Linked DNA regions of Homo sapiens: region 1 is linked to region 2. A link is a contact called in ENCODE Hi-C data. All regions are on one chromosome and are shown on one strand. The core of a region is the stretch at or near the end of the contact, and the rest is flanking DNA. Distances in the headings are between cores, read along the strand shown. Region 1 has its middle 730 kb from the start of ZWINT. Region 2 has its middle 110 kb from the start of MBL2.

The links. A loop is a pair of places that touch in the nucleus more often than their neighbours do. Pooled maps may share reads with other maps.
Region 1: a map of PC-9 shows a loop between it and region 2 (30-fold over the local background). The contact joins two enhancer-like sites. A Hi-C loop is called at or near these places in 2 of 168 maps with a recorded cell type or tissue (PC-9 and endothelial cell of umbilical vein), 3 of 37 single-sample maps with no recorded cell type and 4 of 50 pooled maps.

What each region holds. Positions count from the first base shown.
Region 1 is chr10:55,628,587-55,632,823 of GRCh38, reverse strand. No RefSeq gene overlaps it. Among named protein-coding and RNA genes, the nearest start is that of ZWINT, 730 kb to the left of the region's middle. Within about 2 kb of position 1,608, at least 3 of the 41 ENCODE cell types and tissues checked have a DNase peak (open chromatin) inside an H3K27ac peak, as active enhancers do.
Region 2 is chr10:52,882,296-52,886,042 of GRCh38, reverse strand. No RefSeq gene overlaps it. Among named protein-coding and RNA genes, the nearest start is that of MBL2, 110 kb to the right of the region's middle. RefSeq lists an enhancer at 1,104-1,818. Within about 2 kb of position 1,667, at least 3 of the 41 ENCODE cell types and tissues checked have a DNase peak (open chromatin) inside an H3K27ac peak, as active enhancers do.

The DNA.
Region 1 (4,237 bases), core at 359-2,858, 2.7 Mb before region 2:
TATAGTATTTCTGACAAATACAACTGAAGGAATGGGACAAACAATTAAAAATGTACATCTTTTTATCTATTCCTCCTAAATTTTCTTAACTTGTTCATTGGCTATAGTTAGTGTAAGGGTAATTGGGAAATGTTTAAATATAATTTGAAGAGGCATATCATTAAGATCATTGTTATATTTTAGTACTGTTGCCATAATTAGTAATCATAAAACATCGGGTTGTTTAACAGTATCTCTACTACTGCTGCAGAGCTTGACACAGCACGAGTGGGCCCACAAAATGCTAATCACTGTCCAGACAGACTCTGTGGACATTTTAAGGATGCTAGTACCATCCTGGCATCTGCCATGGAAGCAGATGCTATTTGCATCTGTTTGCTATGACAATCACTGATGATGGCAGAAAAAAACATCTACATTTTAAGACAATCTGTTCAAATATTCAAGAACATACTTGGCTTGTCAAGGCACTTTTTAAAAGTTGTTGTAAGAAATGAGATTTATAGGAAATATAAATTATTAAGCTACCAATACATTTTTTTCTGAGTTTACTACTACTTGTGAATAAATATGTTGAGTATGGTTTCTAATCAATTGCTCTGTTGAATTCTGACACAGTTTTTGAGAGAGAGAGAGTAAGGACATTATTTTTCTTTTGACTTACACTAGAACTATTGACTATATTTGCCATGTACTGTGAATTTGAAGCTTATTGTTTCTATAAGTTTATATATATATGTGTGTGTATATATATTTATATCTAAGAAAATGAGTTTCATTATTTTTATAACAAAAGCAGGTTATAAGTGGAAATTCAATACTATGTACTGTCCTGTAAATTTAATCCATCAATTAGTATTAAAATGTACTTTATTATGTGTATTAAACCAAGGTTATTTTCACTATTTTAGAAGAGAAAATAAATAAAATATATTAATTATCTTGTAGAAGAGAAACAGTTGTTAGTCTACACAGTACTACAAATCTTGTTTCTTTGACTTGTCAAGGCATGAAAAAAAACAAAAAACAAAAACAAAGGCAAGGACGTGCTTAGGTTACATAAGGCAGCTTTGCTATGATTGATCGCAAACACACAGTAAGTTGATCCTTCTGGGCATAGTCAAGGGAAGTTCCTTTCCTCGGCGCTTTTGGAAACGTGATCCTATGAGCCCTGGATTGTCAGAGTCCACGCTAACTGTGTGCTAGTTAGTACCCACCCTGCTGTGACCCTAAGGTCGACTGTTACCCGGGGAGTCGGGAGGGGGAACAGGAGCAAGCAGGAGCCACGGAGCGAGTTGGGATGGAGAGAATCGGCCTCCTGGGAAGGAAGCAGGAACAGCAGGTGTGCCGACCTCCTCCTTCTACTGGCGCTCTTGGGCACCGCGCGGGGAAGGCAGTGGCGCACCAGCTGCAGTTCCCGGCGCGCCCGGAAGCGCTGGGGGAGCCCTAGGCCCGCGTTTGGCCACCCTCCGCCGGTGCTCCGGGCTCGCGGTCTGGTGGAAGTCGCAGGGTCGCCCAGAGCCCTTTCGCTCTGTTCGACTGGCGAAGCCGCCATGACTGAGCGGAAAACACTTGTTTCCGGACGCCAAGACTTGCGCGCTCCGGCCGCGCGCTTTTCTGCCTAGGAATTGGTGACGAGGGCCGAGGGCCGCCGTGCTGGGGGAGGTTGGGCAGAGGCTGGGGTGCCGGGGCTCCCCTCCCTGCAGCTCCCGGCTTCGCCCAGTCCCGGGCCAATCGAAAGGGACAGCAGAGGATGAGGTCCTTTCCGCATCCTTTTGAGTGGAAACCGATTACACGGGGAGGGAGGTAACAGTTCTTGGTAGAAAATCTCCCACGAGCGATTCTGCTTTTGTTGGTGTCGTTCCTCCTTTGGGAAAGCGCGTCAACGGGTCAGTGTAGATCCAGACAGAGTTTTGTTCCCGGAGACTGGATGTGTGGGTGGGCGCGGGGCTGACCCTGCGGGACAGGGAGGGGTCAATTCGGCCAAGGAGTACCCTCTCCACCCACCATGTGAAGGGCGCCGTTCGGGTCTGGCCATGGAGTCCCCGAGAATCTGATCTCCAAGGGATTGGAGTGACCCCTTCATCCTGATGTCCCAGTGATCACAATACCCCACTAGCCTCCTGAGCCCGCCCGGCACCGCAGGCTCAGGGCTAGAAGGTGGTTCTTGCCGCGCGCCGTCTGCGGGTGCGCTGGTTGCGTCCGCCTTTGCATCTCGGTTCCTGTCCGCGCTCGCTCCGCACCCAGGCTGAGTCAGGAATACAACCGAAGATTTCCGACTATGCTCCCCTGAGCTGGCCAAGAGTAATGTTCCCTGAAATCATGCCCTCCCAAAAAGCCTCAAAAATCAAGGACATGGGAAGTGGGGTTTGGGGTGGTGGGTTGTGGTCGCGGAATCCAGGAAAGCCCTCCCCCTCAACCCGAAAGCATTTTGACAGAGTGCTAGGCTTGGAAGACCTGAGACTTAGTGAGAGCAAGGAGTGTGAGCGTCAACCAAGCAAATTAACTGTCCCCTGATTTCTTAGAAAATTTCACCGGAAACATTTCTATGAAGAAAAATTAAAGTCAGTTTATGTTATTGACGCTTTTCCATAGCCCTTCAATGTTTTTCTCCCCATCCCCACTCCCGACTTCTTTCTGAACCTTCTGGGCGTATTCTTCGCAGAGCAAAAATGCCGTAACTGTTGCCAGTTTCCGAAGTTTCTAACGCCTTTTGACAGTCCTCTTCGTCAAGTTTGGTCAGACTCTCCCAGTTCAGGACCAACATCAGAGGATGCTCTAGAAGTGGCGCCTGAGAGCCTACCGGTGAATGGCCCTGGCTAGGAAGAGAAGGAGGTTACACAGGAGAGCCTACAGATATTTGTAAGCTCTCTTAGTGATCAACCTTCCCAACATAAACGCGCCAGCGCACACACACCAAGTGAAAGAGAGAGACAGACTCCTTGACCGCCGCTAGAGGGAGGGCCGCTGGGCAGTTGTGCAAAAATGAATAAATATGGACCCTGCTGTCTGGCAGAATTTGTGTTTATGTCACTTTAAAAATACTATTTTTATTTGACAAATCATAACTGTTATATAGTTATGGGATACATTCTGATGTTTTGATATTTGTATGCAGTGTGGAATTATTAAGTTAAGCTGATGTCACTGTTGAAAGGCTTCAAGTGACTAAGCAAGGAAGACCCTACCTTGGTTAGGCTGGAACTAAACAAGGAAAAAACGTACAGCTATAACTGCCTTTCACGGGTTCCTTTGGTCTTGAGATTCTCTATTCTGTTTACCGATTCTTCACTACTTCCTACACAACAAGTCTCAAGGTGCTCAGCACAGAACCTGGGCTCCTAATAGCACAGACAATATTTTATATATACATATGATATACAGATAATACACACACACACACACACACACACACACACACACACGTATTTCCTCAAAGGAATTGTAGGAAAGGACCACAGTAATGTGAATTCCGTTTTTTTCCACCTCTGTTTGATACTGTGGCTTTAAGTAATAGCTGATATACCATGCAAAAACGTAAAAATAAGTTGGAAACATAATTGATCACTTTAGACAGGAAAAAATAAATCCACTTTCCATTATATTTCTGAGTTTTAGAATTTAATTCTTCATTGTCTATCTGGAAATAGTTGCAGAATCCTCAGAAAATATCACTTATAGAAGGGTATTAATATAAGAAATACAACTTCCTTGTGCAAAGGCTCTTAAAGTTACTAAAGGGCGTCTAAGTATGCAAATCGTCTTAGAATGCAGGGTAATGGTCATTTGAAGACATTTGAATACTTTCATCCACTGTGACTCTGAGTTAGGAAGTAGACAGTGGGGGTTAAGGAAAGATTGAGTATTATCTTGATTGGAATTTCAAGACAGGAAAGTCTAATCCCTTTCTTGTAAAAGACATCTCGATGGATTTCAACTAACCTTGAGAAACGAATCAGAATACCTACTCAAACCAGAGCTAAAGAGAAAGTGTTTTTTTTTTTTTTCTTTCTAAAAACCAGGTGTTGAGCTCCTTGGTAACCCAATACTGGGTGCGCGCGCGCAGAGTGGCCAGACCCCTCTCCACGCAGCTCTGGCTCTTTTTAATTCGGCAAGTGCACTCACAGCAGAACTGCCACCAGTATAACGTCTTGACGATGGGCTCCAGGGTTTGACACTCCGCAGCGCCACCAGCTCTGTTTTCTCCCCAAGTAAGCCACTCTACCTCGCGAGCAGC
Region 2 (3,747 bases), core at 418-2,917:
CACCTGGGCCCTTCCAAATCGAGGATTCTCCTCCTTAGAAGCCTGTTTCAGAACAAAACAGAAGGCGTCTGTTCCTAGGCTTCAGAAACACCCAATTTTGAGGAAGCTCCTTTGAACAATATCAAGGCAGACATTAAATTAACATGAATAAAAAGAGGGGTTAGGAGCATGGTTTCTACAAAGCGAGCAGCTCCTTTCACAGGTTGTTGAGAAAACCTCTCCTGTAGGTCCAAGATACCACAATCAATGCTCCCTAAAGCTTAAGAAAGTGAGATACAGACAAGGCTAAATACAAGCATATCGCACTGAATATGGGGGAAAGGTGGATGCCCGGTGGCAGAGCTTTACGGGCTTTATGGGTGTGAACAGAGCGGTGGTCACATAGGGTCCTGTCCTTGGGAGGACCAATCTGGTTTAATGCTCTGCAGTCCCAGTATTAAAATTCTTTTTTTTGTTGTTTTTTTTTTGTTTTGTTTTTGTTTTTTGTTTTTGTTTTGCTTAGCACTTTCATTTTTCTCTAGGACCTGCAAATTATGTAGCCTAATGCCCACGGGAAGCTCAATGGAGCCTCTTGCCTCCACAAAAACCACTGATTGAAAGAAACGACAGCAACTAGGAGCTCCTGTGACTCTGTTTCCATTCCCATTCCCTGGGAAATGATCAACAGCTCCGGTGTGTTCTGTTCTCTGAACCAGCCACCCCACCCTCACTGCCAGCGCAAACCTGCTCTCCTGTGACCACCTATTCTCTGAATGTTTCTACATTTAGAGAAGTTCACCCTCAGAAGAAAGAAGGAAGCCGGGCGCGGTGGCTCACGCCTGTAATCCCAGCACTTTGGGAGGCCGAGGCGGGCGGATTGCCTGAGCTCAGGAGTTCGCGACCAGCCTGGGCAACACGGTGAAACCCCGTCTCTACTAAAATACAAAAAGTTAGCCGAGCGTGGTGGCGGGCGCCTGTAGTCCCAGCTACTCGGGAGGCTGAGGCAGGAGAATCGCTTGAACCCGGGAGGCGGAGGTTGCAGTGAGCCCAGATCGCGCCACTGCACTCCAGCCCGGGCCACAGAGCGAGACTCCGTCTCAAAAAAAAAAAAAAAAAAAAAGGAAAAAGAAAGAAAACAGCAGCATTTTGTAACAGTGATGAATTTGGATGAAATTTGCAAGACCTTGGACTGTTTTCCCAAATGTCCGGGCGTCTGCCAGGCAGCCCTCAACTGCAGACACAAGCCACTAAAGGGAGTCGTGGCTCCAGGGAGCTCGAATGCTTTCCCTGGAAGATCCCCTCCCTAAGCCCCCATCTCCTGGACGTGAAACCCTGTTTAGTCTACATTCAGGAACAGCAGACGTGCTTTTCTGAGAGAATCTAGCACCTTGAGAATTTTGCCATTTGGGATGCGTGTGTATGTGCGCGCGCGCACGTTTTCGAAGCTACAATTAGCACTCTTGAAAAAGGAGAAAGGGAGCGGGAAAAGGAAAGAAAGAAAAAAAGTAGGAACTCCTGTCGATTTTAGTTCAGGCTGCCTGAAGATTCAACTTAAAATAACTGCACCATCAATGCCCCATAGAAATCACAACGGAGGTAGAAGTTTGCGCGGTTCCACACTACCATCTAGGGGATAACAGGTGAAATGACAACCTTCTACTCCCATTTGTACTGACCTTTGTTATCTTGGACATAGGCATGTAGGTCACAGAACACATCCTACGCGCTCTTCTTCCATCGGGTGGTCTCAATATCTACCGTCACTGACGTACTAAGAGGAATGGGAAATCTTCGGAGGGTTTAGCATAGAATTATGTAATTCGGCATATTAAAAAGATGACTCTGTGTACTCTGTGGAAAGTAGCCTTACGGATGGAAGGTGGAAGCCACAGAGAAAGCAGGTAAGAAACCACAGCTATGCCTCGCTTGATGACGCATCCCCAGGAATTCGTCCGTAGGCGATTTTATCCTTGTGCAAACATTACAGAGTGTACTTACACAAACAAAGATGAAGGACCCTACTACATAACCTACGCTATATGGTATCGCCTATTGCTCCTAGGCTACAAACCTGTGCAGACTGTTACCAAATACTGGAGGGCAGCTATTTCCTTCCAAGAAAAGTGCTCCTCACTCCCAAGAGACTGGTTAATGTGTAGAACTTCAGGTATTCCTGAATCATATATATATTTATATTTATATTTATATTTATTTACATATATTTTGAGATGGAGTCTCACTGTGTTGCCCAGGCTGGAGTGCAGTGGCACTATCTCAGCTCACTGCAACCTCTGCCTCTTGGGTTCAAGCGATTCTCCTGCCTTAGCCAGGCCCCCTTCACAATGCCCAGCTAATTTTTGTGTTTTTAGTAGAGATGGGGATTTGCCATGTTGGCCAGGCTGGTCTCGAACTCTTGGCTTCCCAAAGTGCTTGGATTACAGGCGTGAGCCACCACACCTGGCCCTGAATCATATGTTAAACTTATTTAAGTTTAGCTCAAAGCACCTTCCATATTTGGTTAATAAAATTTGGGCCAAAGTTTCTCTCTATGTAGTGAACTGCAGCACAGCTTGGCGTGAAAGCAAGTTCTAACCTAACCTAAGAGTATGCCTTTGTAACCAAGCAATGGAGTCTCAATCCATAGTAGCCAATCCCAGGTTGAACGTTGCCAAATTCCTCACAAATAAGGCAAATGCAGAATTGCAACAATCAGGTAATCTCTGTAATAAGTAATTTCCTGTCTCTTTCTTTTTATAAATACAGCTCACCATTCTGAACCATCTTCCATCTGAAGTGCTGCCTGTTTTAGAGCCTTTTCATTGCTCAAATAAACTCTGTTAAATTTAACTTGCTTTAAGTTTTTCTTTAACACATGTCTCTTCCCAGACTTCCTGATAAACCTCCCATTTTAGTTCACTGGTTCTTGGAAGTTTATAGCAATTCAGTGTTTTAATCTTAAAGGTTTGGCACCAGTTAAAATACAAATGTCTCTGAACCTAAAGTATATTATATTGGAAAATATAATTAAAAACAAAATCTCATCCCAACCCAAAAAACTTCTTCACAAACTTAGAAGAGGAAGAAAACAATTTTGTTATTGAATAAGCATTAAACCAGAATGTGATGCGTATCACAAATAGTCTGCTAAGAATTTGCAAAGACAGAATGAAATCTTACGCTTTGATATAGCCAAGCCGATAAACCCATTCTACACGTGCCCTCAAGGTAAAAAATAACTAGTCCTCAAGTAAGAGGACTTGACGGCACCATTTTTCACACATAGTTCATCTTAAAATCCCCTGGTAATTGTGGTATCTACCTGTGTTAATTAATTGATTTGTACAAAAGAAAAAATAAGCTTCTCATATCTTTATGGAAGAAGATAGTTTTGTAACTTGAATTAAGGTGCTCACCAAAGTTGGGTTCCTACCCTCCCACGGAAACTGGGAGATATGGTGCTACCTACCTTCATTGATTACATTTGAAAGACACGGTTCCTAGGTCCTTGAGAAAGACTATTTTGCCAAGTGGCTTATTTTGCTTTTAAAAAGATTTACATACATTTCAAAAAGAGAAAGAACTTATACATACAGTATAAGTTTTCTAAAGTAAGTGGTCTAGGAAAAGGGAGGGAAGTCTCTTTATTTTCAACAGGGAGAATTAAGAATCTTACTTATAATTTGTATTTGCCCTTGCAACACATAGTCAGTTACACTTTAGCATTATAGAAATTTACAAGCAGTTTTCTGAGGGCGAGATCTCACTGAG